Regions from separate parts of the Mus musculus genome. Here region 1 is linked to region 2. The links are chromatin loops, found by intact Hi-C in ENCODE. Cell type or tissue: left cerebral cortex. All regions are shown on one strand. Each heading gives the region's core, and the rest is flanking DNA. Links, peaks and the distances in the headings are about the cores only. Region 1 holds the start of Gm32753 (a long non-coding RNA gene). Region 2 holds the start of Gm40056 (a long non-coding RNA gene).

Region 1 (11,128 bases), core at 2,050-10,049, 150 kb after region 2:
GGATCTGCAACAGTCACTAGGACCTGCCAGGCTCTGAAAGGGCAGGGAGGACACTGACCTGACCTCAGAGATTTCTATATTTAAGGTGGCTGTCTCTGCTGCTATTTCCGACCTAGTCTGTCACAACTCGATCATGAATTCTTCTAATGTTGCTTCTCTCCAATGTTGTTTCTCTGCAGCTGACATTACACATGGTGAAGGTGCTTCTCTGTCCTTTCTAGCAAGAGGTAAAAAGAACATCTAAGCATTGTACTATAGTTGTGGCAATGGTTACAGAGTAGAATATTGATTAAAGCAGGAATTAAAGCAGGTGTTAATTAACACCAGGGCCACTAGTGTCTATTTTGAAGAGCATCATATGTGTTGAAAACTCATGAATCTTACATAAGATGACTGGTAAGGGCAGCTTCATAATATGTATCATAGGGTTCAGGGTACTGGAACCCTCATCCCTGGCATCTTTCACCATATTCAGAAAACCTGAGATGTCCAGTGCGTGCGTGCGTGCGTGCGTGCGTGCGTGTGTGTGTGTGTGTGTGTGTGTGTGTGTGTGTGTGAGAGAGAGAGAGAGAGAGAGAGAGAAGGGGGTAACCTCTTCAACCTTCACAGGTAGTAGAGAGATGAGCCTTGAGAGGCAACAAGACAGTTTAGCTCAGCGCTACTGAGTAGCTAGAATTGGTTTAAACTTTAAAAGTGTGACTGAGTTTTATCTGGCATATTTAGGTATAGCAAAATTTTGTGGAAACTATTCTGGTGAACTATTGTGATTAACTCAATCCCAGGTTCACAAAAAAGCATACATAAATCTCCTTGAAGAACATGACTACATTCAACAAAATTCTTTGTGAAAGTCCATAAAGATGGGTTCTATAAATTGGCTGAGACAAGTTTATGATTAGGGTCTGGAGGAGGGTCCGGTGACAAAACCATCTCTACCACATAGATGCACACACAAAGCACATCTGCTTCAGCCTTCTAAGTGGAAAACGGCATTTGTGTTCCTTCCCTCGAAGGAACAACCCTGTGTGCTTGACATGCCTGGTTTCCCTAGCGAAAGCATTTGAGCACAAATACATCCATACCCCTTACAGTGATGCGGATGCAGAATAGCCGCCATCCTTCCTATCCCTTAGCTATTGATGCTCTTAGCTAAATCCACCATACTTTCCAATTTCTTCCTAGTCCCCTCAAGGAAAATCTTGTTCCATTTCAGTATTTCCCATTCAAATCAACTTTGCTGATTGTTCAGTGTTTATCCCAACCTAAGGTTTAGATAGGGGTTGCACTCCATCTACCGTAGTTCTGACCTAAAATGAGGCCCTATTTTGTAAACTACTGCAAACCACACCGGCTCTCCTCTCAGTTGTCTCAGGGCTCCCCTAACATCTAGTTTAGCTAATCCCTTCCCTTCTTTATAATTCTCTGTAGCATCCAAGCTTAACCACAGATATGGGCTTTTATTGCTATTGTTTACCATTCTTAGAAAAATGGAAACAACCCTTCTTGCAACCCCAGAGGTTAGTGATGCATTGGGGCCCTGGAAAAGGGGCCTCATGGCTGCGATTAACACTTTGGAGCTGCCCCAAATGATTTTCTCTCAAAGGGAGAAATCTCTGCCTAAATTGTTAATGGTCATCATTTGATTCTGTATGAAGGTGACCTTTCTTAGACTTTTCTCAAGAGTGGTCCTCTAAGGAAGTGTGAGTTCAAATAAAGGACAGCTTATACATGGCATTCACAGGTAGATATATTTATCTTGGTAGCAGGCCAAAGCAATCTGAAAACTTTATAAAACTAAAATAGAGTGCTAGGGAAATGACTCAGCAGGTAAAAGACCAGAGTTCAATTCTCCAGGGTGCCCATAAAATCCAGATGTGTAGCACAAGTCTCTGTAATCATACAAAAAGACTGAGATACAAGAAGACAGAGATGGGAGACTCTCAGGATGATGTCAAGCCAGCTAGCTTGGTGTACACAGTGTAAAAACAACAAAAAGAATGTATCTCAAACAAAATTGATAATAGCCAAAAACAAATATTGTCTTCAGACCTCTACTCTGAGGTTATGGTGTGTGTGCACACACTAATGTGCCTTACACATGCATACACACATACATACCACTTTTTAAAAAAACTAAAATAAAAATAGCCAGTACAATTAACAGTTCTTGCAAATTTGTTGATTTGAGGGTGAAGCTATTAAAAAACAAGGGACAGAACTTGTGAAGCCAGAAATTACCAGAGCTGCTCTGTGCCCAGAGATCGTATGTGTACTTTGGTGTGTACTTTGTAACTGAGTTCTCTAGAGAAATGTTCTTCCTTATGCTTTTGAGATTCATATTAATGGCTTATAAAAGGCAAGTGAAGTTGTCTGTAGGTTAACCTTGACCCCAAGGAAGACACAGACCCTCAACTATTTTTTGTACCAATCAAACTGACAAGGATTAGCCGGCTTTCATGGAGATGCTCATGAAGACAATGTGTGTCTCCTCTGCCCCAGACTTCCTTTTTTCGTCACTCCGTGTCATGTCACCAGCGTGCTGTAGGCAGAGGGTTCATCCTGTGAAACCATCAGGCCCAGGCTTAGCTTTGTTGAGATGTAGGGCCATGAGCAGGACTGTCTGTCAATCTACCTCTCCTGACAAACCCAGCCCATCACTGATTCGGAAGGTCAGGTTTTCCTTGCAGGCCACCATACTCACTCATTGAAGGACCGCTGACTACTGTCTCTGTGCTTCAGGGATGAGACCTCATGTTCTCAAAGACTAAACCATCTCCCAGTGTTTTCTGGAGACCAGGTCTCACTATGTGACTTAGCCAGACTTTCTGTATACCAGTGTGTTAAGTTTTCTACTGCTGTGATAAAATACTAACCAAAAATAGCTTGGGAAAGAAAAGTTTTTATTTCAGCTTACAATTTATAGTACATAATGAAGGGAAGTCAGGGCAGGAACTCAAGGCAGGAACTGGAGGCAGGAACTAAAGCAGAGGCCATAGAAGAATGCTGCTTACTGACTTGCTTCTCAGGGTCATGATTTGCTACCCTTTTTATGCCTCCCAAAACCACCTGCCCTGGGATGATACCACCTACAATGGACTGCTCCCCTATATCAATGACTGTAGAGGGAAATATTTAAAAAGGCAATCCACGCTAAGCTAGCAGGTCCTAGAGGGCAGGCATGGCAGGCACTAGCGGGTATGGTAGGCCTGGTCTCATCTCCTGGAGACTATATGACTCAGAGCTTTGAAATCTCTCCACCCAGCTGGCTAAGTTTCCACTGTGGGTCACTGTCATGCAAGCCCCATACTTCCAATTTCCCATGGCTGGCTGGGATGCCCCACTATTGTACCTTTCTCTCTAGGACCCAGGCAAGCCACCACATGAAGGAAAACACCACAGAAGCTTAATTAAGAATCAAAGGTAACTCAATTGATGGGTGCAACAACTAACATCCTAATTATAAGCCATACTAAGTTCCAAATGGATCCACCACCTGAAACAGGGTCTCTGCTATCTACATCTTCGCCTACATCTTCGCCTCCATCTCCCATCCTCCATCTCCCATCCTCCACCCTCTTCTCCTCTCTTCCATCTCAGTTTTCTTGTCCGACTCAGAAGTCTACTCTCCCAATGACTGGTTTCTTTATTCATTAGAAGGGTCACATGAAGTCCTGAGTACGTAATTCACTCCTTGTCCCAGGTAGCCCTTCTTGGGGAAGCTGACTTAGCATCAAAATACAAACAGAACCAGGGCTATCCACAACAGTTTCCTCTTTCTGTCCAATTTAAAGAATCTTTTATCTCAGATATAAATTGAACACTATTGCCATTTTGTCAATTAAAATGTACAAGATAGACCTAACACCCAGCCCATAATTTTTGTCAGTTAAATAGAATACTATGTCATCTATCCTAACTTAAAAGACTTAAAAATCCATATGTTATGACCTGGTTTAGCTTGTATACTATCTGAAAACTATCTTCTCAAATATGTTCTCTCAATGCACCTGGCCAGCCAGCCTGCCAGGGCCTGCCGGCGTAGCGTGGATTGCTGTTTTAATATTTTCCACAAAAAATTACTAATCAAGAAAATGTCCCACAGTCTTGCCTACAAGCCAGTCTGATGGAGGCATTTTCTCAATTCAGGTTCCTCCCTTTCCTGATTATCTTGTGTCAAGGTGACAAAAAATAGCCGTCCAGACCAAGCTGCCCTCAGTTACCCCTACCTAGTAAGTGCTGAGATCACAGGCATGAACTATTCCACATCTGGCAACAAAGTACCTTTTTACATGGTCTTTTCCAAATAGAATTTCTAGCTCCCTGGCCTAGAACAAATGACTTAGCCTCAATTTTATATGCTGGTAATAGTGCTATTCTAAAATGTTTTTGTGTTGGTGCTAACAGGTGTCAAATAAGTTTACTTGGAAAAAAAATCTAGACTAAATAAGAAGGTACTCTTCTGGCCTGTGAAGTGCAAGTCAAGGAATCAGGCATGCATTCCCCCAAATTAATTTAGCCTTCTAAGCCTACTGCCATGAAATAATTTGTGAGAGTCACTTTCATACATATATTCGTGCACCTCAAGGAATCACCAAGGCTCCCCGAGGGATGTTGATAGTTTAAAGTGAATTCATTTCCAGAGCTTAATTCTATATGTATTAGTGCATAAGCCTCCCTTTTGCTGGAACTAAGTACTCTGGATTGCCTGTTTCGATAATGCTAAATCGTGCAGTCCCGAGGGAGTGTCTTAGGCAGACTTTTGTTAAGTCTGAAGCTTGCATTAATGAAGTGTCTTGGGATATGCTGAGACACTTGAATTCAAAGTAGCTGAAGTGGTCCAGGTTTTTGTTGTATGTTGCTTATTCTCTATAACTAGAATGCATTGAGAATACCATTTTTTTTTTCAAGCTATGTGAAAGAAAACTCATGAGTAAAAAAAAAATACCATTCTTTCCAATTTGGTGTTCTTGGTTTGACAAGGTAGTTAGGACTCATTCAGATCAAGTTATAATATATTTGTCCATTGTGATAAGCCTCCACCAGACTTCATCAGTAATTAATATGTTTTACTCCCATTCATTAAAACAGCCTTCAAACTTACAATGAAAAGAACAATAGCTGTTAACTTAATAATGTGCAAAATGATATGTGGTTTCTCAAAATCCTCTTAGGAGGCAGGTGAATTACAATGTTTATATCTGTTTCTCCTGTAGGGCTAGTGTCTGGAGCACTATCTTTGGGTAACACTAAATTAGGTCTATATATTAAAAAAAACCAACCCGGGACCCCAAGCACAGCAGCTATTTAACAATGCCTGATTCTTTCCTTCTGGTCTCTTTCCCTGACCAACTGTCTGATCAATGGCTTCATGCTTTCTATATGCTCCAAAATGTGCTCTCAGTAAGTTTGGTGGGTTCATTCGCACGAAGAAATTACCTCACCTTGGGTTCCTGCTCATATGTCCCCAGCCCTTGCATTCTCTCACTGGAAAGAATAAAAGCGAGGAGAACCATAGCAGCACAGGGGCTCTTCCCTGCTCTCCCCGGGCCAGAAAGGTCCCTTGTTTGTGTGGCATTCCTTTTCAGGGGACTGTTTGCTCTGCCCAGTGAGTGCTTCTTGGGAGTACATCACTAGTACAATATGCCCATGGCTCTGACAGAGCACCGGAGCTAAGGCTGACAGTGGCATGCAGGTCTCAGAAGAACATTTCCTCTGGGGGAGAAAAAAAATCACACAAGTAGGGGGAGGTACCCTACTGGGACACTGTGTCTTCTCCTGGCACCACCCACACCCAGCCAGCTTGTGGCTTTTAGGGCTGTCTTACTTTTTTTCAAACTTTTGAATAATTGGGAAGTGCTAACTTGATGAGTTTTCTCCAAGCTTGAAGCGGAGTTCAGCAAAATATTTAGCAGAGCAACAGAAAGCCTACCTACTACATGTTAGGAGATTCCAGAAAGAAAAGCATCCTTCAACCAGCTCGTGTCTAATACAGCCTAGTGTTCCTTCCTTGGAAAATGTTGATGCTTCCAGAGAGAAGTGCTGGTGATGGAGACTGCTCTCAAGTGATTACCCCAAATCTATAGTCCTAGGAAAGCCAGGCATATTAGTCATATATAGCTATATAATTATACTAGTCTAATTATATATTTGTATTTGTGTGTGTGTGTGTGTGTGTGTGTGTGTGTGTGTGTGTAATATTGACATTAAAATGACTTCAGGCTGTGGTCCATCGGTTGTCTTCCGATGAACAACTATCATTAGTTGTTCAGGCATGAGGCTAGAACTTCCTTCTATGCCCTTTATAGAGGCTGCCAGCAGAAGGTGTGGCACAGAGGAAAGGATCTCCCTGCCTCAGAAGGTCTGGATTAAACATGATGTCATCAAGAAATTAATATCCACTTCAAAAAATCTAATCCCTCACACGCTGTCTTGGTTAAGGTCACCATCTCTGTGATAACAAAGACCAAAACAACTTGGAAGGGAAGGGTATTTGCACTTCCACATCACTGTTCATCATCAAAGGGAGTCAGGACAAAAATTCAGACAGAGCAAAAACTTAGAGATGGAAATTGATGCAGAGGCCATGGATGTGGAATGAGATGGTCCCTCCCCCCATCAATTTCTAATTAAGAGAATGACCTATAGGAGGATTTTACGGGGGCTTTCTCCCAATTAAGGCTACCTCCTTTCAGATGACGCTAACCTGTGTCAAGTGAAGGTAAAACTAGACAGGATAACTGACCTCTTGTCAACTCGACACAAACACAGTACTTTTAAGCCATAACCTTTCCTTTCTTGATTTTCCTTGGGATCACACATTAATACTAACATCCCAATAAAACCATTCCAAATTTAAGTCCCACCGTTTTTAAAAAATTCAATCTCTTTAAATTAGCCAATCTCCTTTAAAATCCAAAGTCTTTTAAAACTCAAAGTCTCTCAACTGTGAGCTGCTGTTGGCCAGAGGCCAGACTAGATTCTAAGACTTTTAGCTATAGAACCCGCCTTCATAGGCACATGCACTTTGTAAGAATTAACTCAGTAGTCACACCTTTAGTGTACCTTATTGTGCACCTAAAATCGAAATGATAGTTGCTTGGAAACTCTTCTCTAAATTGTACTGTTTTAAATATGCTGACAATTAACCACCCAGTATCAGACTCCCCAAGTCTGATCCAGGTTGACAAAGTTGATCTGAACTGACTCTTCCTCCTCCTCTTCCTCCTCCTCCTCCTCCTTCTCCTCCTTCTCCTCCTTCTCCTCCTTCTCCTCCTCCCTCCCCCTCCTCCCCCTCCTTCTCCTTCACTTCCTCCTCCCCTCCCCCTCACCACCCTCTCTCTCCTCCTCCTTCTGCTCCTCCTCTTCCTCCTCCTCCTCATCACCCCCTCCTCCCTCCCCCTCCCCTTCTTTTTCCCCCTCCCCTCCTCCTCACCACCCTTCTCCTCCTCCTCCTCCTCCTCCTCCTCCTCCTCCTCCTCCTCCTCTTGAAAATGTTAGCATTTAATTAACCTCCAGAGTGGCTTTAAGCCACCAGAACACAGGCACCTCCAACACCCTTAATCTTCCCTTCAGTGAAGAATTTGGCCTTCACAATGACAGGCTTTGGGAAAGTAACCTGGATATTTGTCAAAGTTGATCCTGTGGTGATGCCTGCCTCCTGAATTCCCTCAGCCTCCTGGGTGCTTGCGGTGCTTACGGATGTGGCCGTGGCCGTGGCTCACGTGGCCCCGGAGTTTCTAGGCCTTCCTCAGTCTGGATGCATGGCAGTGGCAGAAAGGAAAGAGGGAGGGGCTCATGAAGAAAGTTTCATTCTCACCTCTGTGGTTCACTTTCCTGCCTGGACACCTACAGGAACCTGCAGGCAGGAGCTGATGCAGAGACTACGGAGGGAGGGGTGCTGCTTACTGGCTTGCTTCTCATGGCTTGCTCAGCCTGCTTTCTTATAGAACCCAAGGCCACCATCCCAGGAATGATACTATCCACATGGTTTGGGCTTTCTCCTACATCAATCACTATTTAAGAAAATGCCCTACTGCTGGATCTTACAGAGGCATTTTCTCAATTGAGGTTTCCTCCTTTCAGATGACTCTAGTTGTGTCAAGCTGACTTAAGCCATTATGATTCTGACAGGCTTTGTCCCTTCACCTCTTCCTCCAGTGTATCAGGTAAGACTGTTGTCTTAGTCAGGATTTGTATTCCTTCACAAAACATCTTGACCGAGAAGCAAGTTGGGGAGGAAAAGGTTTATTCAACTTACACTTCCACATTGCTGTTTATCATCAAAGGAAGTAAGGACAGGAACTCACACAGGGCAGGAACTTGGAAGCAGGAGCTGAGGCAGAGGCCATGGAGGGTGCTTCTTACTGGATTGCTTCCCTGGCCTACTTAGCTTGCTTTCTTATAGAACCCAGGACTACCAGCCCAGGGATGGCACCACCCACAATGGACTGGGTCCTTCCCCATTGATCACTAATTGAGAAAATGACTTACAGCTGGATCTCATGGAGGCCATTGTAGGGTTAAATGGGGTCCTCTTGCCTGAGCTAGTATCTCACCAGCAAGAATTCACTCAGACAACCGGATCCTTCTACGGCAAAGCTTTTATTGCTTCAACATAAGGAAGACCCCGAACCCGGAAAATGGCGCTGCTTATATAGCCTGCAGCATGACATTTCAGCACCTGATGTGGCATGACAGCACCTGATTAGTTGCTCGCCCATCACCCCATTACTACGCCCCGAGATGGGCAGTGACTGAGCGTGAATTCACTCTTGCATTTGCGCATAAGGCTTGTTTACTAGTTAGGCGCAGTGGAAGCCAGCGCCATCTTATAATGGCGATTGCTCATGGCACGGCTCTCCACAGGGTCCCATTTCTACATCACCACAAGGCTCCAGCCCCTCAAGGAGGCAGGACTCAGGAGTCTTGACTGTGCTTACCCCCTGCCAGTGCCAGGCTGGTGTCAGGCTATGGGGAAGCCACAGGACCCCACTCCTGGGGTGGGAGAATGCATCCCTGGAGCTGGCTCAAGGGTCCTAGGGTCTGCAGGGAGGCCAGGGCCATCTGGTTCTCAGGCTCTTGGACATCCAGGCATTGCTGGGTGCTGTAGAAGAGCTGAGAATGGAGTGGGGGCCTGCAGGCTGGACCTAGCCTGGGGCCAAAGGGAGGATCAGGAAGAGCTCCGGCTGGGTCCCACAGGGACAGAGTCCTTGGCTTGCCAGCAGCTGGCTTGGCTTGGTAGTCGTGGCTGGGGGCACAGAGAGACCTTCCACAGGAGATTAGACGGCTGGCTCTTTAAAGGAAAGCCTTCTCCATTGCTCCCGATGAAAAGAGGCAGACCATGGTTTTAAGGCATTTATTGTCTTGGTGGAAAGTGGATGAGTAAAACCATACCTCACTTCTCAGGGCGGGCCTGCAGTTAAATACCTTTTGCAGGGAGGAGTGTCTGGAAGGATAGCTTAACTGGCTAAGCCTCCAGGCCTTTAGGAACCACATTAAAATGGAGATCTGTCTTGAGGCTACTTGACCACAGGTCATATCCTCTACCTGTGGAGGGGCTTGGAGCATTTCCCTTATGTGACTCATGGCCACATATGGAGAGCTATGGCCTTGTGCCAGGAGCCTTAGTGTCCAGGAACCAGGCGAAACCCCTGCCATTCCTCAGGGTTACTGGGGTTTCCAGCCTGTGCTCGACCAGGAACCAGGCTGCCCTTCACAGTCCTATAGGCCATTGCCTCAAGGGAGGCTCCTTTCTCTGTGATAACTCCAGCTTGTGTCAAGTTGATACACAAAACCAGCCAGTGCAATGATGATCAAGAAATTCCATTGAAATGAACTCACAAAGCAATAAAATTTATGGAAACTCTAAACCTTGGTTTATATATTTGAAATCTGCTGCCATTTTTATGTGGGACTGGAGGATTCACTCAGGAACTTGGGTGATACTACAGAAATCCTTGGGCTTGCTCAGTTACAACATAAGCTCCACCATTAGGCTGCACATGATGGGCAACAGTAACCTACCTGGTCCACCCTGTTCATGTGTCCCCATGTCTTCAGCAGTTACAGGCCTCATGCTCCATTGCCCAGGGAAAGTCTTGTCAAACAGGAAAGGAATATTCTCTTTCCTGAAAGTTTTATCTTGTGTCTGGTTTCTTAACATTCCTATGAACTAATCTCAGAGCTCAGTCAGTCAGGCTAAAATAATCCGTGTCTTGAGAACAGAGTAGAGCTCACCCAAATCATGAGGCTGACCTCCCCCTCTACCTGGAACTAAGTTCTTGCTAAACTCTGGCAACAAGTTATATTGACTGATCTTCTGACCTCTTGACTTTCACCTTGACATGATCTTTAAAACAGAGCCCTATCTTCTACATACTTTTCTGGACCCAGAACAGATCCAGTGTCCCAGACTAACACCTCATTGTTTTGGAACTGAGTGTCAGAATGGGTATCCATCAGTCCTTTCCTCCCTTCTGCTGTAGAGCTTCCCTCTTTAACCAAGTCAGTGATCGTTAATACCAAGTGCTCATGGGAGTGACCAGTCCACAGCCTCGGATACTCTGAGAGCTTGAAATGAGCATAAATCATCAGTCTATTTTAGCCTGTAGGCTTCTTCCAGCGAGCTTCCTTGCTCTAAGCGCCGGATCAATGGTGAAGGAAAGCGTGGATAAACATTACTCTTTTGTCTCACTAAGCTCCCCTCCATGAAGCCACACTGCTCTCAGACAGTTCAATTAGTGATTATCTCGGTTACAACAGGGCTCAGCCCATCAAGTACAGCAAAGGGGTGTTTTGGTGGAAGTTTCTCTGGAGACTTATGTGCACTCATTTTCTTCCTGGTAGGCATCTAGATTCTGAAACCTCCCTCCCCTTGAGCCCCATAGCCTCTCACATGTGCCAATGTGGTAAACCCTACTCCTGACCCAATTTTGCCTTCATTCCTTTGGGACACCAAGACTCAGCATGCATGATGAGTCCATAGCTTAAGTGTCTCTCACCCTTTGGTAACCAGAGAACAGCTGGTTTTATTTGTGCTATCTCTGAATACCACATGACTGATTTGTCACCAGAGTGACAATGACTGCTTTGCATACCAACTTTGAAACTATCCTCTTTCCTGGCCCCA
Region 2 (11,128 bases), core at 1,250-9,249:
AAACAGACAAACTGTGCTCCATCTAGATGATGGAATATTATTCAGTGCTAAAAAGTAAGCTCTCACATGGTAGAAGCATGCAGAGAGATCTTAAATAAGTACCTCCAAGTGAAAGAAGTCCTTCTTTCACTAAATATGGTGTGATTCCTGCTTTAGAATATTTTACCAAATGCAAAACCATCAGGCATATAAATGAATGGATTCCAGGATTCTGAGAGGAGGGAGAGATGGCTGGGGGAAACAGACTATTTAGGGAGATGAAACTACTCAGTGGGATGCTATCGTGGTGGGTGCATGTACATTATGATTGTTTGCATAAATGTATAATGAAAACAGCATGAAGAAACCCAATGTAAATTGTGCACCCTGTGTATAAGGACATTTTACTGTAGGCTCATCATTGTAAGGAACCTCTCTCTCTCTGGTGGGCGATGTTGGTAATAGAGGGTGGGGTGTGACTATGCCTCTATGGGGCCGAGATCTCATGGGATATTTTTGTGTCTGTTTCTCAAGTTTACTCTGGACTTTAAACTGCTCTTAAAAGTAAAGTCTTTTAGAGGCTCAGCAGTCAAAAGCACATAACTGCCCTTACAGAGGTCACAAGTTAGGTTCGCAGCACTGTGAGGGGCAGCTCTTTACTGCCAGTAACTTCAGCTTCAAGGGATCCAAAGCCCTTTGCTACCTTCAGGGGCTTTACACCCTCATGCAAGAATCTCTGCAAGCCCACATATATATATAATCAAAATAAAATCTCTAAAATAATAAAGTCTTTTCTAAAGGGAGGGACTTTACTGCATTGAGCCAGCAAGGTGACTCTCTCTCTGTCCTACCCTAATCCTTATTAGACACCATCCCTGTATCATATTATCTCTCTCACTGCGTCAGTTACTTTACTGTTGCTATTATAAAGCACCACAATTGTGGTGGCTTGAATGAAAATGGCCCCCATAGGCCCATAGGTAGTGGCACTATTACAAGGGGTTGCCATGTTGGTTGTATGTGTGGCCTTGTTGGAAGAGGTATGTCACTGGGGTGGGCTTTGAGGTTTCAAGCTAAGCCCAGTGTCACACTCTCTTCCTTCTGCCTACTGATCTGGAGGCAGAATTCTCAGCTCCTTCTCCAGCACCATGTCTGCCTGCATGCTGCCATGCTTCCCTCCGTGATGACAATGGACTGAACCCCTGAACTATAAGCCACCCCTAGTTAAATGTCTTCCTTTATAAGAGTTCCTGTGGTCATGGTGTCTTTTCACAGCAATAGAAACCTAAGATACCACCCATGCTCAGACTAACAACTCTTGTTAAACTACAAGGGCCACACACAAAAGCATGGAAATAGGAGGATTGATAAGAAGGGTTCTGGCTAGAGGGGGAGGGGAGGTTGATTCTGATTTAGAAGTTCTCATTCTGGTTCTATAAGGAGCAGACCCAGAGGCTGCATTTAAAATAGTGTGTATGCATGCATATATGTATGTATGCATGCATGCCTATGCAACTTAGCCTAGCCAGGATGTCATGATCCTTCTACTTCAGCCTTCCTGAGTGGTAGAATCACACATGTAATGTGTCTTTAATAAGCACTGAGAAGTAAGCATGTGCCTGCAATTGTATGGAGTAGCTGACCTCAGTGGTAAAAGACGACAGCACTTAAAACTATAAGCCAGCCCCACTGAGATGCTTTTCTTTTTAAGTTGCCACGGTTGTAGAGTCTGTTCACAGCAGTAGGACACTGACCAAGATATATCCATGAGGAGGCTTGTGCCTGGTGGTGCGTTTGGCAACCCCCTCACGGGTAAGCTCCTGCAGTCAAAGTTTAACAGCCTTTTGTTAGAGCAGTAACCTCCAAGCTCTCAGATCATCAATTTTCTTACCATTCCGGTGAGCCTCCCAAATCCCCGCCAAGAGTGAAGTTTCATCTTAAATATGTCTGATTGGACAGCTTGCTGTGGCTTGCTTTTAAGACCTTCAACTGCAAAGAGATCACAATTGTATTGAGACTACAGAACACAGGAACAGTCTCCTCCATCTGAAACTGAGGCTTTCAAACTTGACTCATCCGGTATAAATACATCTATCTACTCCACAGGTAGGCTTTAAATCGACCTCTTCCTCTGTCCGCTTTGTTCATACCATGTAAACCCGCTGATGCCACCTCCTCGAGATTCACTGGAACTCCGCCTGACTGTAACTGTTTCCTTTACGACTCCAAGCCTCTTGAGGAAAAGACCTCCATGGAGATTCTCTGGAAACAATACAACTGTCTGAGCACAATTTAGTGCTGTACAACCAGCATGCACTGTAATGACCGTGGAGAGGCATTCACATGTATGAGAGTCTTCCCTGGGCCCTAAGGATTATTTTTAAGTCTGTGTATAAAATAATAGTGTTTCATTGTGACAATTTTGTACATATATGTCACTTTGTTCATAATTGCCACTCCCACCTCATTTCCCATTCTTCTACTCTGAAAAGAGGCCTTTTTTGCTTTCATGTCATATGAATATATATACATATATTATATGTAGTATATGTAATATATATACATATATATTTATATGCTGCTTTTGCATATGAAAAGACACGTGGTATTTTGTTTTCCCCATCATTCTCCCTTTCTCCTCTTCTTTAGAGTTCTTCCTGACATATAGTCCTTTCTGTTTTCTCATGATAAAGTGTTTTTGGTTTGTTTTGGTTTGTTTATTTTTGCTTTATTGAGTGTGTTGTTTTGTTTTTAGTTTTAGGTTTTTGGTTCATGTATCTTCTTTTCCACATCACACAGAGGCAGCTGCTAATCTTCTTCAACCAAAACTTCAGCTTGTTTGGTTTTTTTATCCCCTTCCAAAAAAAAAAAAAATGAATGGGACGATTGCCTCTCCCATTCTGCTGCTTCCCAGTGTCTTACACCCAGAAATAGTGATGAGTTTCTGCACAGAAACCCAGAGCCTTCAAATAGCCTTGGCACGCTGCTTGGGAGAGTGGGAGCAGAGAATGAGCACAGCTCTGATCCAGACTTGTAGTTCAGGGATACACAGACGAGGCAGGATACAGAAGCACATGCATACCTGGGGCATTTGCAAGAAGTAGGAAGTCCCTTGCTTTTATATTTGATAATTCTATTCATAGTTTGGCCTTCATCCTGCCTGCGGGCACAAACTTAATATGATTAATTCTGGATCCCCCTTTGCCCGTGAGCTTGGACCTAAGTAGAGCGGGCTGGTGACATGCCATGGCTTACAGCAGGAGCATCTTGATGTTGGTGACTCTCAGCAGTAGTGAGAGATGGAACTCAGGGTTCTCCACTGTATTAGTCAGTGTTTTTGCTGTGAAGGGACACCATGAGCAAGGCAACTCTTATAAAACAAAGCATGTGTTTGGGGGTTGCTTATAGTTCAGAGGATCAGATTATTCTCAGCATGGGAAGGAGCAGGGTGGCACACAGGATGCTGGAGCAGTAGCTGAGAGCTACAACTTGATCCTCAGGCAGAGAGGGCTAACTGAGCCTGGAGTGGACTTTTAAAACCTCAAAGCCCACTCACAGGGACACACCTCCTCCAAAAAGGCCCCATTTTTTTCCAAACAGTTCACCAACTGGGGACTAAGCATGCAATTATATGGGTCTATCGGGGTCATTATCATCCAAACTGCCTCATCTGTGTACCTGAGTTGTTCTCACAGACTTCTCCTTAGGGGAAAGTAGGATCTTGACATACGTCACAGAAAAAGTCTTAGAACATGTCCATGAGAATTGAAGTTGGAGTTCATTAAGCAAGACAGTATATATTCAGGTAGAAGACAGATACATGCTCAAGGATGTCAACAATAGTGTGTGTGTGTGTGTGTGTGTGTGTGTGTGTGAGAGAGAGAGAGAGAGAGAGAGAGAGAGAGAGAGAGAGAGAGAGAGATTTTGTGGCTTTAAGTAACAATGTTCAATGAATGTCATCTATATGGAAGTTTGAGAAAGTAAAAATGCTTGGTTTACCTTTTTCAGAAGGGTCTTTTGCTTATAAATATGATTCTAAGGAGGTTTAATGTGGTTTTTGTTCAAATGAGGAAGGAAAGCTATAATAATAATAATAATAATAATAATAATAATAATAATAATAATAATAATAAAGTAGTAGTAGTTAGAAAGGCCAGAGGAATTCTTACCTCACAAGGAGTCCTCGTGAATGAATTAATTCTTAAGTCACAAGGAAGTTAAGACGTGCTTTTTGTCTGGAAAGATGGTTCATAACCTTGTTAGTGAGACTTTCTCAGACGGGAGTACGTCCTCTGCGGGCCATTTGGTCAGCTGTCTTGAAATTCTTGACTGTCCGCCAGCAAGAGATTTCATCCAGATCCTAGGGCGCCACGGCTTCTCTTTCTTTCTCATGCCTCCTCGGCTTTCCATCTTTCTCCTTGTCTGAGTAACCATCAACTAGGCAGGAATGTGCTGAGATGTACAACTTTGCCATTGCTCCAAGTCCTGCTGTTTCTCACCCCCTTTTCTAATCTCTAGGCCTCCTCAAGAGCAGTTATTTTGCTTCCTTCAACCTACTTTGTCTGCTTCTTGGTACATCTATCATTGCTCTTGGAACTGGGTATTGATTCTAGGAGGCTGCTCCATCTCCCTAGATCCTCCACATAACCATCCTCCCTCGATGCTGCTTACTGCCAAGCACGTGGTCAACAGGCAAGTTTTCCACCCCTCAGATCTCACTGGGAAAGCAACAATGGACTCTTAGGCTTGGATCCATCAAATCCACCTAGACTCCTACCATTGTCCCCGTTCTACCTTCAGGTACCGCCTAGGGAAGGCAAGTCTCTGGGCACCTCTTCAGGAGCCAAGTTCCTCTGAAGTTCTCTTTCCCATCTATCCGGGGAGTTCATAAAGCGAGTCAGGAGGGTGGGAAACACGAGCTCAGAGCTGCTATGTTTTCTTTGGAATCCTTTGTCCTACATTCTTTCTGGATCCTGCTGTGGGTTGCACATTTAAAACTGAAAGACACCTCTTCCTCTCCACGGTGAGGCTCCCTGTTCTTTGGCAAAGTGCCTTAAGTTCACTGAAGCTTGAGTGGGAGACGTGCCATAGGCAAGAGCTGGCGCCTGAGCGGGGAGCCCTGCGGTTAATATCTTAAAATATTCTTCCACCCGGGGTGGGGGGTACTAATACACAATGCTTCGCTGAAAGCCTTTTTGAAAAAGCGAGTTTCCAAGAACATTCAGCTCCTGTTCCCTCTCCCTATGCTAAACGTTAACCCTGGCTTCAGAATGGTCAGTACTATAGATTCGTTTAATCCTTTTGGTTTATTTAAAGAGCCAATCTCGTCTCGTCAGTTTTGCAAACAGGCTGTGCCCTGCTCTAACCTACTCCCCGTTTCAGACTGCCTTACCCTGAAAGACGCCATCTTGCGAGCAGCTCTGACTCTATTTTGAAGATAGAGGAACGCTCTGCACCTGGGTGGACACGTAAACGGCGCCATCTGTCACACCACCCACACGACACAGAACGGGGTGAACTGAGACTGGATGGGTGCATGAATGCATTAAAATCATATGAGAAAACCAGGCCCAAGAACTTATTAGACACACCAAACCAAGGAAAGACTGTAACTCCTTCCCTGGGACCTTATACCAGGTAAACAACCAGTATTGTAACAGCATTGCCTTGTGACCAAACTTGTGGTCACAGTCTGTGCCCCTAGGAACCAAGGTCTGCTTACTTATGTTTGGAAGGGCTGACATAAACGGCTCCATCTTGTTGTTTGAAACAGGGCATTTCTACAAAGCCTGGACAGGCCTCAAATTTACAGTCATCCTGTATCATCTTCCCAAATTCTAGGATTACAGGCAAACTCTACCATACCCAACATGGCTTCATTCCATTCATTTCCCTTTGTCTCTGAAGACATGGCTGATTAAACGTCTGTTGGTTTCTTTTCTATGGTAACAGGATGTCTGGTCCATCTTTCCAAGGAGGTCATATTGAGTAAATCCCCCTTTTCTGTTGTTTCCTGTTAGTGTGCCTGTTTTAATTGGCTTCTTAAGCCTAAATTACTGAATATGGCTCCCAGAGGTACAGGCTGTGACCCCCAAGTTCGGTATTAGTCCCACAAACCTGTCATCTCATTATTCACTGTGTGCATAGAGGAATCTGTAGGCAGAGAACTCCCAGGGCCTTCAGCTTGGCTCATCCTGGCCAGTATCTACTAACACTACTGTCTGCCCATACACCTGCTTATACATTTGGACCTTCCATCCATTCACCTGCCTGTTCATTGGTCTGAACCATGTCCTGTCCTTTGGCTACTTCAACTGATTCAGCCCTATAGCTTTGTTCCCATCTTTGACCCAACAGCAGTGGCAGCAGTAATGTGTTCCCAGAGTTCTCTGGCCTTGTTGGTTATCTCATTCCTTCAGACTCTTATATTTCTATCAGATTGCGAGCGCTGGTTTCACAGGCCTCTTTGAAACACCTTGCCTCTTTAGTACTTTGTAGTCATTCTGTAACCTACACACACACACACACACACACACACACACACACACACACCTGTGTGATATGTAATATGTAATCTGAGAAATGATATTAATATTAGGATAAAATAACGTGTTTGCCTCAGTCGTGTATCTGGCAAATCATTGCTATTGAAACCCCTGTGCCTTGTGAAGTTATTATTATTCACTAAATATTGTTATTGTGGGGGAAGGCAAATATGATCATTCATATTGCTGACATAGTACACTCATGGCAATCTCTATGAATTATGGAAGTTCAACTTCTGAGTACAGTCACAATTGATTGGTACATGATGGACATCTTCCTATCATCCATCCTCAAGGCACTTACAGTGAGGACTCTGTTGTGTCTAGATTCGAGATTCATTGTCTGAGCTTAAGATTTTCAAGATTTGATTATTTTGTTTGATGTGGTTGCTTTATTATTGTTATTATTATATAGTATCCCATTATACAAATATACCAAGACTTATTTTTTTCTGTTCTCTTTTTGATAGGCATTTAGGGCCTTTATAGTATAAGGAAAGTTGCTACAAATGTTCTTAGACATATCTTCTAGTAGACAGAGGCTTCAATTCTGGGAATATACTTAGTTGTGGGATTACTGGGTTTGATATTTATATATATATATATTTAGCATTCATGTGTATGCTAGTTTATTTTCTTGTTGTGGCAAAATATCTTATAACAAGCAACTTAAAGAAAGAAGGATATATTTTGACTTGCGGTTTGAAGGTACAGCCTACTGTGGAGAGAAAGGTGTGGCCGTGAGAGTGGTTGCAGGAGCATGAGGCAGCCACAGTCAGGGAGCAGTGCGATGATGGTTTTACTCACTGCTTTCATTATTATTATTATTATTATTATTATTATTATTATTATTATCATTGTTAACATTATTGTTCAGCCTGTGATCCAGTCCTTAGGATAGAGCCATTCCTATTCAAAGTGAGTTTTCTCTTCTCAGCTAAACTTCTATGGAAACACCCTTAAAGGTACACCCAGAAATGTACCGTCCAAATTATTCCAAGTTGACAGTGTCCACAGTATACAATACAAACAACACAGTTTTCAAGGACTTATGTGACTTTCTGTTATCACAAGCAACATATAAACATTTCATTTCCTAATATCCTTACTTATAAAATATGTCTTTAAATTTATCCATTCTAATACATACCATTTTGTTGCATTGAAAAGATTTGACTTTTGCCTTTATGTTGTTATTGCACAGTGAGTATATCTATATATAATATCTATTAATATGTGTTATATATGTATCCAATATACACTCAATATACAGTATATATGGAGTACTATATATATATATATGTATATATATATATATATACTCAATATATATTGGTATATTTCTATGCTTTCTAGTATATTTTATCTGTTTATTTGCTAACTATGATCTAATATCAAGTTGTCTGAATTACCATAGTTTTATGATAAAATTTGAAATTTAATTATACAAATCAACCTATTCTGTAATTTTCTTCAATATTATTTTTGATTCTTTACTGACTTTCCACATAAAATTTAAAAATTTCAAATAGACCTACAAGGATCTTAACTTTAATTTCATAGTATCTTTAGGCTAATTTGAGAAGAAATTGGGTCTTTAAAAAAATTAAAAAGTTTAACCCATTTTAGCAAGATCATTAGCTATATTTCTCTACACAAATAAAAACTTTCATTTCATTTCCAGATTTGTATATTTTTTTCTTGCCTACTCTCTAGTTTTTCCATAGTAATACCTAGCCAAATTGCTAATAGTAGGCTCTCATTTCTGGCATTAGGAAGGTCTAAAGACAATGTGGAATATCTCGCTCAGTCAGTCTCCATTTTATGCTTTTGACACAAGGTTTCTTACTGAACCCAGAGCTCACTCATTTTGCGGAACTTGCTACCCAAGTCATAGGGGTCCTCCTGTCTCCTCTCCACAAGTGTTGAGATTACAGGCGAAGCTGCTGCTTCTATGTTTTCACATAAGTCCTGGAGAGCAAACACAGGTCCTTGTGCATGCATGGCAAGGAGTTTACTATTTAGTCAACCTCCATCCCCCCACATTGATTAATCTATGCCTGCTAAATCAGTTTTGCAATTTAATCAAACTTCATTTGACTGTAATGTATAATCTCATTCCTTATAACTGTATCTTGTGTTTAGGATGTTAGCACCTCTACTCTTCAAGTATAATAATTTGTGACATTCCTTTCTTCTAATGCCACTGGGAGCTTTTGATAACAAGGTCGTAGTTACCTGAAAGAAACTCAAAAGTGTGGACTGTTTATACTCCTTCTTGAAATAGACGTAGTTCTCCTTTGACTGTTTGGGGGAATCTTACCAACAAAGCTACCTGAGCTGTAGTTTTATGTTGTTTTGGAGAGAGGAGGCTTTTAATCCATATTTAATTCTTTAATCAATGTAGAGTATTTTTAAGTATAGAATTTCAATGTCCTTTTTCTATTCTTTTTCTCTCTGTCTCTGTCTCTGTCTGTCTGTCTCTATCTCTATCTCTGTTTCTCCGTGTGTGTGTGTGTGTGTGTGTGTGTGTGTGTGTGTGTGCATCAGTGTATACACATGCTTGTGTAGTATTGGTGTTCATTTGTGTGGTCTTGTGTGCATACATGTGTGTGCAAACCCATGCATGACTGCATGTGGAGACCAGGAGTCAGGATCAGATCAACCACTGATCACCTTGTTTTTCCAGATCGGGTCTCTCACTGAAGCTGGGGCTCAATCATAGGCTAGACTGACTGGCCAGCAAACCTCAAGGATCTATCTCCCTGTCTCCCTGTCTTGGCCTCCCCAGGCCTGGGATTAGAGGTATGCATTGTCATCCCTGTTCTTTTTTTTAAATTAATTAATTAATTAATTAATTAATAATTTTTATTAGATATTTCCTTTATACACATTTCAAATGCTATCCCGAAAGTTCCCTATACCCTCACCTCGCCGTGCTCCCCTACCCACCCACTCCCACTTCTTGGCCCTGGCATTCCCCTGTCCTGGAGCATATAAAGTTTGCAATACTAAGGGGCCTCTCTTCCCAGTGATAGCTGACTAGGCCATCTTCTGCTACATATGCAGCTAGAGATACGAGCTCTGGGAGTACAAGATACAATTTGCAAAACACAAGAAAATCAAGAAGAGGGAAGACCAATGGATGGATACTTCATTCCTCCTTAGAATAGGGAACAAAATACCCATGAAAGGAGTTACAGAGACAAAGTTTGGAGCTAAGATGAAAGGATGGACTATCCAGAGACTACCCCACCGGGGATCCATCCCATAATCAGCCACCAAACCCAGACACTATTGCATATGCCAGCAGGATTTTGATGAAAGGACTCTGGTATAGTTGTCTCGTATGAGGCTATGCCAGTGCCTGGCAAATACAGAAGTCATCCCTGGTTCTTACGTAGAACCTATAGATAAAAAATCAGCTGCTGAGCAGGGCGTGGTGGCACACACCTTTAATCCCAGCACTTGGGAGGCAGAGGCAGGTGAATTTCTGAGTTAGAGGCCAGCCTGGTCTACCGAGTGAGTTCCAGGATAGCTAGGGCTATACAGGGAAATCCTGTCTCGAAAAACCAAACAAAAACAAAAACTCAGCTGCTCATGCTTATAAAGGAAGTATTTCTTTTTGATTGAGCAAACTGAAAGGCATTCACAGTGAGAGTACACAATATATAACCACAACACATATTTTAAACTTAATGTCTGACTACACTTGTTTCATCAAACATCTCTGCATGTAACTAGGACTTTAAAACAATTGTTTTCTCTCCTTTGTGTTGTTCTTGAGATGTTTTATCTGTTCCTCTTCCATGGGTCCCCAGAAGGGGGAACAAAATACTCATGGAAGGAGTTACAGAGACAAAGTGTGGAGCAGAGACTGAAGGAATGACCATCCAGAGACTGCCCCACCTGGGGATCCATCCCATATACAATCACAAAGCCCAAACACTTTTGTGGATGCCAACAAGTGCTTGCTGACAGGAGTCTGATATAGCTGTCTCCTGAGAGGCTCTTGGTAGTGCCTGACAAATACAGAGGTGGATGCTCTCAGCCAATCATTGGATTGAGCACAGGATCCCCAATGAAGGAGCTAGAGAAAGTACCCAAGGAGCTGAAGGGGTTTGCAGCCCCATAGAAGGAACAACAATATGAACTAACCAGTACCCCCAGAGCTCCCAGGAAATACATCATCAATCAAAGAGTACACATGGTATGACTCATGGCTCCAGCTGCATATGCAGCAGAAGATGGCCTTGTTGGTCATCAATGGGAGGAGAGGCCCTTGTTCCTGGGAAGGCTCTATGCCCCAGTATAGGGGAATGCCAGGGCCAGGAAGCAGAAGTGGGTGGGCTGGTGAGCAGAGGGAGGGGGAAGGGGAGGGAGTTTCTGAAGGGGAAACCAGGAAAGGGGACAACATTTGAAATGTAAATAAAGAAAATATCTAATTAAAAAAAAAGAAAGTCAAGAGAAAAAAAAAAAGATGTTTTATCTGTAACGAGCATGTACAAAGGGAGTCTTTTTTTAAAAAGCATTCTACATGGGCCTATTATTTTTAATAAGAACCTTAATGGCTAACTTGCCATGCTATTTTCTTCCAGTTTTCA

What was found. Hi-C counts contacts between places; a loop is a spot of excess contacts. Peaks named below come from ENCODE experiments on the same cell type or tissue, not always from the same donor. Only the 100,000 strongest peaks of a DNase experiment are listed, where the experiment ranks them.
Region 1: it touches region 2 in a loop (5-fold over the local background); 2 of 42 quality-filtered maps call a loop at or near these places.

What each region holds. Positions count from the first base shown.
Region 1 is chr3:57,939,547-57,950,674 of GRCm38, reverse strand. It overlaps Gm32753 (a long non-coding RNA gene), which reads right to left and starts at 397. Exons shown (of 4, transcript XR_867305.3): 1 at 1-397. In left cerebral cortex, for the core only: no CTCF peak of the experiment used is centred there; a DNase peak (open chromatin) is centred at 5,779.
Region 2 is chr3:58,083,840-58,094,967 of GRCm38, reverse strand. It overlaps Gm40056 (a long non-coding RNA gene), which reads right to left and starts at 5,552. Exons shown (of 6, transcript XR_003954487.1): 1 at 4,149-5,552; 2 at 1,871-1,968. In left cerebral cortex, for the core only: no CTCF peak of the experiment used is centred there; DNase peaks (open chromatin) are centred at 3,256, 4,409, 4,987, 5,437 and 4 more places; H3K27ac peaks cover 2,221 bases.